Regions from separate parts of the Mus musculus genome. Here region 2 is linked to region 1. The links are chromatin contacts, found by Hi-C or POLR2A ChIA-PET in ENCODE. All regions are on one chromosome and are shown on one strand. Each heading gives the region's core, a stretch centred on a gene start or an enhancer-like site at or near the end of the contact. The rest is flanking DNA. Distances are from core to core; before and after follow the strand shown.

What was found. A loop is a pair of places that touch in the nucleus more often than their neighbours do. ChIA-PET counts read pairs that join two places held with the same protein, here RNA polymerase II (POLR2A).
Region 2: a loop to region 1 is called in a map of Patski, with 2.8 times the contacts of the local background. The contact joins the enhancer-like site here to the promoter of Ebf1 in region 1. A Hi-C loop is called at or near these places in 1 of 37 maps with a recorded cell type or tissue (Patski). POLR2A ChIA-PET finds 5 or more read pairs at or near these places in 1 of 5 experiments (Patski).

The regions. Positions count from the first base shown.
Region 1 is chr11:44,616,474-44,619,366 of GRCm38, reverse strand. Ebf1 (early B cell factor 1) reads right to left here and starts at 1,267. Exons shown (of 16, transcript NM_007897.3): 1 at 1,055-1,267. The coding sequence starts at 1,188.
Region 2 is chr11:45,273,471-45,276,356 of GRCm38, reverse strand. No RefSeq gene overlaps it. Among named protein-coding and RNA genes, the nearest start is that of Gm12159, 160 kb to the right of the region's middle. Within about 2 kb of position 1,391, at least 1 of the 3 ENCODE cell types and tissues checked has a DNase peak (open chromatin) inside an H3K27ac peak, as active enhancers do.

The DNA.
Region 1 (2,893 bases), core at 18-2,517:
CCCCTTCTGCACCCTTTATGTCTAATGGAGCCTGGGCCCACAAAGTTTTCCCCGAAGCCCAGGTGGTGGCCAGCAATGAAAAGGGCAAGGTACCATTTCTCACTTGGGACTAGGAGCCCCTGGACAGGGCACTGGGTGTGTCCAGGGAAGTTCCTCAAGTTGGTCTCCAAGAGCATGGCCTCCAAATCACTCAGTGTAGGATCTGGAGAGTGGGAGAGGGACTGGGGAAGGCCAAGGTGACAGTGGATGAGGGTGGCTTTTAGGAGATGTGAAAATTAAAGTTGGAAATCACTATTCTACAGGCAGACTGAGAAAAACTGAAGGCTAAGAAGTGGAGAGAGGAGAGAGTAAAGAACCAGATAGGAGAAATAAGAGGAGACTCCAAGAAGAAAAATGGAGAGAGAGAGAGAGAGAGAGAGAGAGAAACGGGGGAGAGAGCCAGGTGAGGAAAGAGAAGAGAAAAACGAAGAGTGAAACTGAGAAAGAAGGGGGGAAAAGAGTGGAGAAGGACAAGAAAAAATTAAAGAAGGTAGAAAAGGGAAAGGAAAGATAGGGGGAAAGGAAAGAATTAAAGAAGGTAGAAAATAGAAAGGAAGAAAGGGGGAGAGAAGAAAATTAAGTAGGAAAAAAGAAAAGAGGGAAGAAGAAAAAGGAAAGAACTGAAGCGAAATAAAGGGGAAAGGAAGCGAAGAGAAGGAGAGGAAAAGGGAAAAATATAACCACACAGAAAAGAAAACAAGCGGTCAGAAAAGCGCAGCTATCCAACACCGAGCTGCAGAGACGCCTCTTCTGGGTTAAAACAAAACGAAAACACTCGCAGATGGGGCTGCGGAAAGTGCCGGCAAAGCTTGGGCTCGGCTCCCTCCAGCAGCTCGCTGATCTCTGGCCACCCGGCGACGAGTGCTGCGCAGCCGAGGAGCGCGGAGCTCGGGCGGCGAGCGCAGCGCAGCGGCAGACGCACTCGCGTGGCCAGGCCCCGGGTAGCCGCGCCGCCGTCTCCGGGCTCTCCCGCTAGCCGGTGGCCTCTCCTCCACGGTCCCCCAGCGGTACCCACCTCTGCGCCGCTGTGTTGGCGTCCAGCACCCCGGCGCCCTGCATCCACGTCCGCACCGCGTTCATGCCGCTGCCCAGCGGCTCTTCCTTCATACTGCTTCCACTCCGTTGGATGCTTTCCTGGATCCCAAACATGAAAACAACCTTTTCTTGTGGAAAAATCTCCTCCCCTTTGAAAATATTTGAAAAAAAAAAAAAGGAAAAAAAAAAAAAAACGCCAACCACAGATTTTTTTTTTTTTTTTTGAGTCGATGAGACTCGCGCTACATCAAGGCGGGCTGAAAAGCAAAATTTTTAAAAATGTAAACCTTCGCTCAAAACTGAGCGATAACAAGGAGGGGGGCGAGGGGAAAAAAAAAGAAAGGGAAAATCCAACGAAAAGACCAAAATTAAGAAAAAACAGAGATATATGCCTGGCTGTTGGGGGTTGTTTGGTTGGTTGGTTTTGAGTTTGGGTGCTTTTTTTTTCCTTTTTTTTTTTTTTTTTTTTTTTTTTTTTTGCTTTTTTTTTTTTTTTTGCCTTTTTTTTTTTCTTTTTGTAGTAATCACAGGCCGTTGGAGAACAGGAGGGGCTGGAGTTTCCTTTTGTAGCGGTACCTTCACTTGAAGAAGCAGGAAGAAAAAAAACCACCCTGATGACAATTTAAGAAACAATAGATACGACTCTCGAAGCCGGCTTGGCTACTTGAAGTGTCATTTTCCACAACCAGGCAAGTTTTTTTCTCTCTCTTTTTTCCTCCTCCTCTCTCAACCAAAGATGTTTCTTTCCTTTCCGTGCGTGTAGATGAGGACGCTGGTTGCTGTAGACAGATACACCGGAGGGGGGGGGGGGAAGGGGAGAGAGAGGGAAAGAGGAAGGGGGGAGGGAAAGAGATAGAAAAAGAGAGGAGAGGGAGAAAGAGAGGGGTGGACCCTGCTGGATGGAGATTCTGTTTTCTCCTTGCTAAAATAGAAGTGATTTGCAGGCTCTCCCTGTGGAATCCAGTTTGACTCTCCCCAGAGCTAAACACAGGCACACTAACCCCAAAGGGAAGGAGGCGGGGCCCTCGCAGCCTAGACACGCCCCTTCTTTGCATAACGTCATCCTTCCGCCTTATCACAGCCAATCGCAGCTCCCGAGCTGGCTTGTTCACAGAGCCTGGCCACACTCCCTCATTAACATCCTTCTCCTTGTGGCGCAGGGGAGCCGCCAAAGTTCCCGGCAAAGTGGCGAGCAAGGGATCTCTGAGCTCTAGCGTCTAAACTGGAAGGAGCGTGGCCTTAGAGAGCGAGAGAGGGGGCAGAGGGAAGGAGATGGAGGTATCCTGAGTCGAAGGGGTATGCACCATGGCAGTTCTTAAGCATCCCTTCCGAGCCCTGAGCGCGACGGAGGCGTACTGACTGCGTTCTCTTTGGGCAGACGCCTAGTCCCTTGCTTGCCTGTCCTGGGACTTCGGGGGCAAACGTGGAGGAAAAAAGGACTGACCAGGCAGAAAAGGCAGGATGCCCATCCCAGGTGTCCAGCTCTTCACTCTGAAACAAGGGTGGCGGGATGAACTTTATGTGCGCGAGATCGAGACTTGAGGGCACTCGGAAGACATTATCTCCGTGTCAGGAGAGGTAGAGAAACCTAAAGCCCCAACCAATACGACTTTAGTAGACCGCAAGGGAATGGGCATTCTAGACTCAGTCTTCAGCAGGCTTCTGAAATGCCTCTAACTCTGGTGCTAACCCAGACACGAATGCTGTTGGGCGCGGTTTTCACTCGGTCACTACTCTCCAGAAGTCCCTAAGAGTGAATGAGTCTCTGGGGCTATGCAGCCTGCGACTCTAAATATCTTCAGATCCTCAGTCCCTTCTC
Region 2 (2,886 bases), core at 142-2,641, 660 kb before region 1:
CCATTGGACACACAAACTTTATATGCCCCAGTACAGGGGAACACCAGGGCCAAAAAGGGGGAGTGGGTGGGTAGGGGAGTGGGGGTGGGTGGTATGGGGGACCTTTGGGATAGCATTGGAAATGTAAATGAGCTAAATACCTAATAAAAAATGGAAAAAAAAGGACTAAATTTCTAATGAGAATTGCTCAAGGGATCTACTTGAGGGAACACATGTTCAACAAATATTTTTGAGTGCCTGCTGTATGCTACTGTGATAATGATGGACATCCCAATGATGAAAACAGTTGGTTCCCCCTCTTGAGAACTTTACAGTAGACTGGGAGTAGAATAATTAGTCAATTAGGAAAATCGTGTTTGTAAGACAGCCGAGCATCTAAGATGCCTGCTACAATGAATCTTTCCCACACAGCTTATGCCTAGTCTAAATACCAGCCTCAGACTGCACTTTATGCTCCTCATCTTCTCTGAAATGTTTTCATTATAGAAACTATAAAATACCAGCCCTGCTCCAGTTATGGGACCATGGATTCTGACTCACTTAAGCAAGATTCCGTGAGGTGGTACTCCCTGCCCCTGCACAAGGCCACCACCCCACATTAGACACATGGCCATTTTAGTACCTAAGTTTTGAATCCACTTGTGTTTGCTGGTCTGATAAGGACAGTTTATATCACTGTCCAAACTAGCATGACAGACTTGAGGGTGTGTCTTTCTATCTCTAAATTACCCCTAACCCTAAAGTTCTTGCCTGTCCCTAGAGGCTTAAGGAAGGGACTTCTGTTATCTGCTTTCCTGATATGCTGAACTAATGGTACAAGGCTCTCTTGGCTATCCAGCCTGGAAGAAACAGAACACCAATTTAAATCATGAAAAAAAAATCCCTCAGTGAATCTATCATCATTAATCTTACTGTCAGTTTTAATTTTGGGGACATTACCTCACTCAACACCAGTTGAAAAGAGCTGCCAAAACCTATGATGTCATCATCACTGGCCGTGTCTGACCCTGCCTGCTGATTCTCAGAGCTCAAGCGAGTTAATAAATCCCCTGGCGCTTGGACACACAGTGGAGTTTTATTACAATGAAGGTATAACCCATGATGTTGTTCCAATTAAATGGCCTGAGAAAATACTTTCTTGTGTTTAGCAAAACTGTAAAACATAATTATCCTCCTGCAGTTGATTTTCATCATTGGCCAGAGTCTATGCCACTTCTTTCATACATGCGTGGACACACACACACACACACACACACACACACACACACACACACACAAACACAGAGGCTCAGAGAGGAGTAGAAGGAAATTCATTGAGGTTGCTGCATATTCAACATGAGCAGCTTTTCTAGATTACCAGCTAGAGACCTAGTGGGTGGCTGCCAACCTGCATGGCATCCAGGCACTGCTGTGTGAGAGGCAGGTGAGGGCACTGTGGGGCTTGGCACAGAGCAGAAGCTGGACTGTAAGAAAGGGTGGGGGGGTGGAGCTTTGGATGAACCTGGAGACCGACAGCTGTTCTCTCAAGACTCTGGGCTGCATCGCTCCTCAAATATTTATGAATAATTTCCTTCGGCGTGTTTCTGACTGCTCAGGATATTAGTTTTTGCTGCTTTCCTTACTCATGGTCCATCTGAGGTCTTCTGGCCTGACCCTCTTGTGAAGTCATGCTGCCGGCCAGGCGCCACCGTGTCAGGCCACTGCCATGGCGTCAGTATTCCAGGCCACAACATAGGCTTTGCCACTGCAGCTGGAGGAGGGCTGGGCAGGGTGGAAAGGAAGCTCCTTCCAGCCCACTTTCCTCATATATAACACATAGAGCCTAAGGGAGAGAGCATTGGGTCCATGCCTAAGAAGATGAATGTTTTCAAACACCACACGGGGGTGATTGTGTCCTGTGGTAGCCGCTGTCTAGAGGGGATTATTATGCGTGTGTGACACAGATAGACACATTTTAAATTTTTCAAGCATCAATATTATGGCCAGAGTCTTCACGAGTCCCCTCCCTCTGACTTATTCCCAATGACTCCTCCTGAACTCTTCTCTCCCCCACCCAGCCAGCTCCCCTAAATGGCCCTCATCAATCACACCATTGCAGTACAGTTGGCTTTGCTCAGAGCACAAATGAGGATGAGTGGAAGACCCCCAAGCTCATTTTTCATGCCCATCTCCAACAGGAACTGCTCCTGGGTCTCCAGGGGTGAGTGTGCAGTACACAAATTCACTGTCCCTTTTGCCCTCCCAGATGGAAGCCCTTTGAGAGTCTTCATTATTTTTTTAGCAGTCTGGTATAAAGTACATCCATGCCCAAGACACATCGCCTGGTGTAAGAGTCCTTGACTGCATTCTCTTAGCAGTCCCTGCTGTTTGTGGAAAATTGTCTTGGCATACTTGTTAAACCTCAATAAATATGTTTTAAATAACTGTGAGGTCTTTAACATATAATAACTGTCTGATTAAGTCTACATTACATTCTTACACATGGCACTTAATTTGAAGTGTGACCAGTGCTTGGTGAGCGCTGAGAAGACATCTTTGGGGGAGAAGAGGGTGTTTAAGGGTCTTTGATGATGTAATTAAACTACATTCTTTTAGGTTCGTGCATGGGTAATCCAAGTAGAAGAAGCTTGCAGCAGAGTGGAAATAAAACACGGAACTTGAAGTTGAAAGGCCACATTCAGTACCCAGTTGTACGTGGTGCATATACGGCCCTCATATGGTAAGGCAAGGGTGACGACTGCTGTTTGACATTTTTATATCCCTTTTGACTGCTCAGCATGAAAGTTTCAGATGAGAGCTTATTCTGTACAAGATAATGAAGACAAAATATTGGGCTATAATGCACCCACTTCCTTTATGGGTAATGTCTGCCCTTCCAGTTCAACT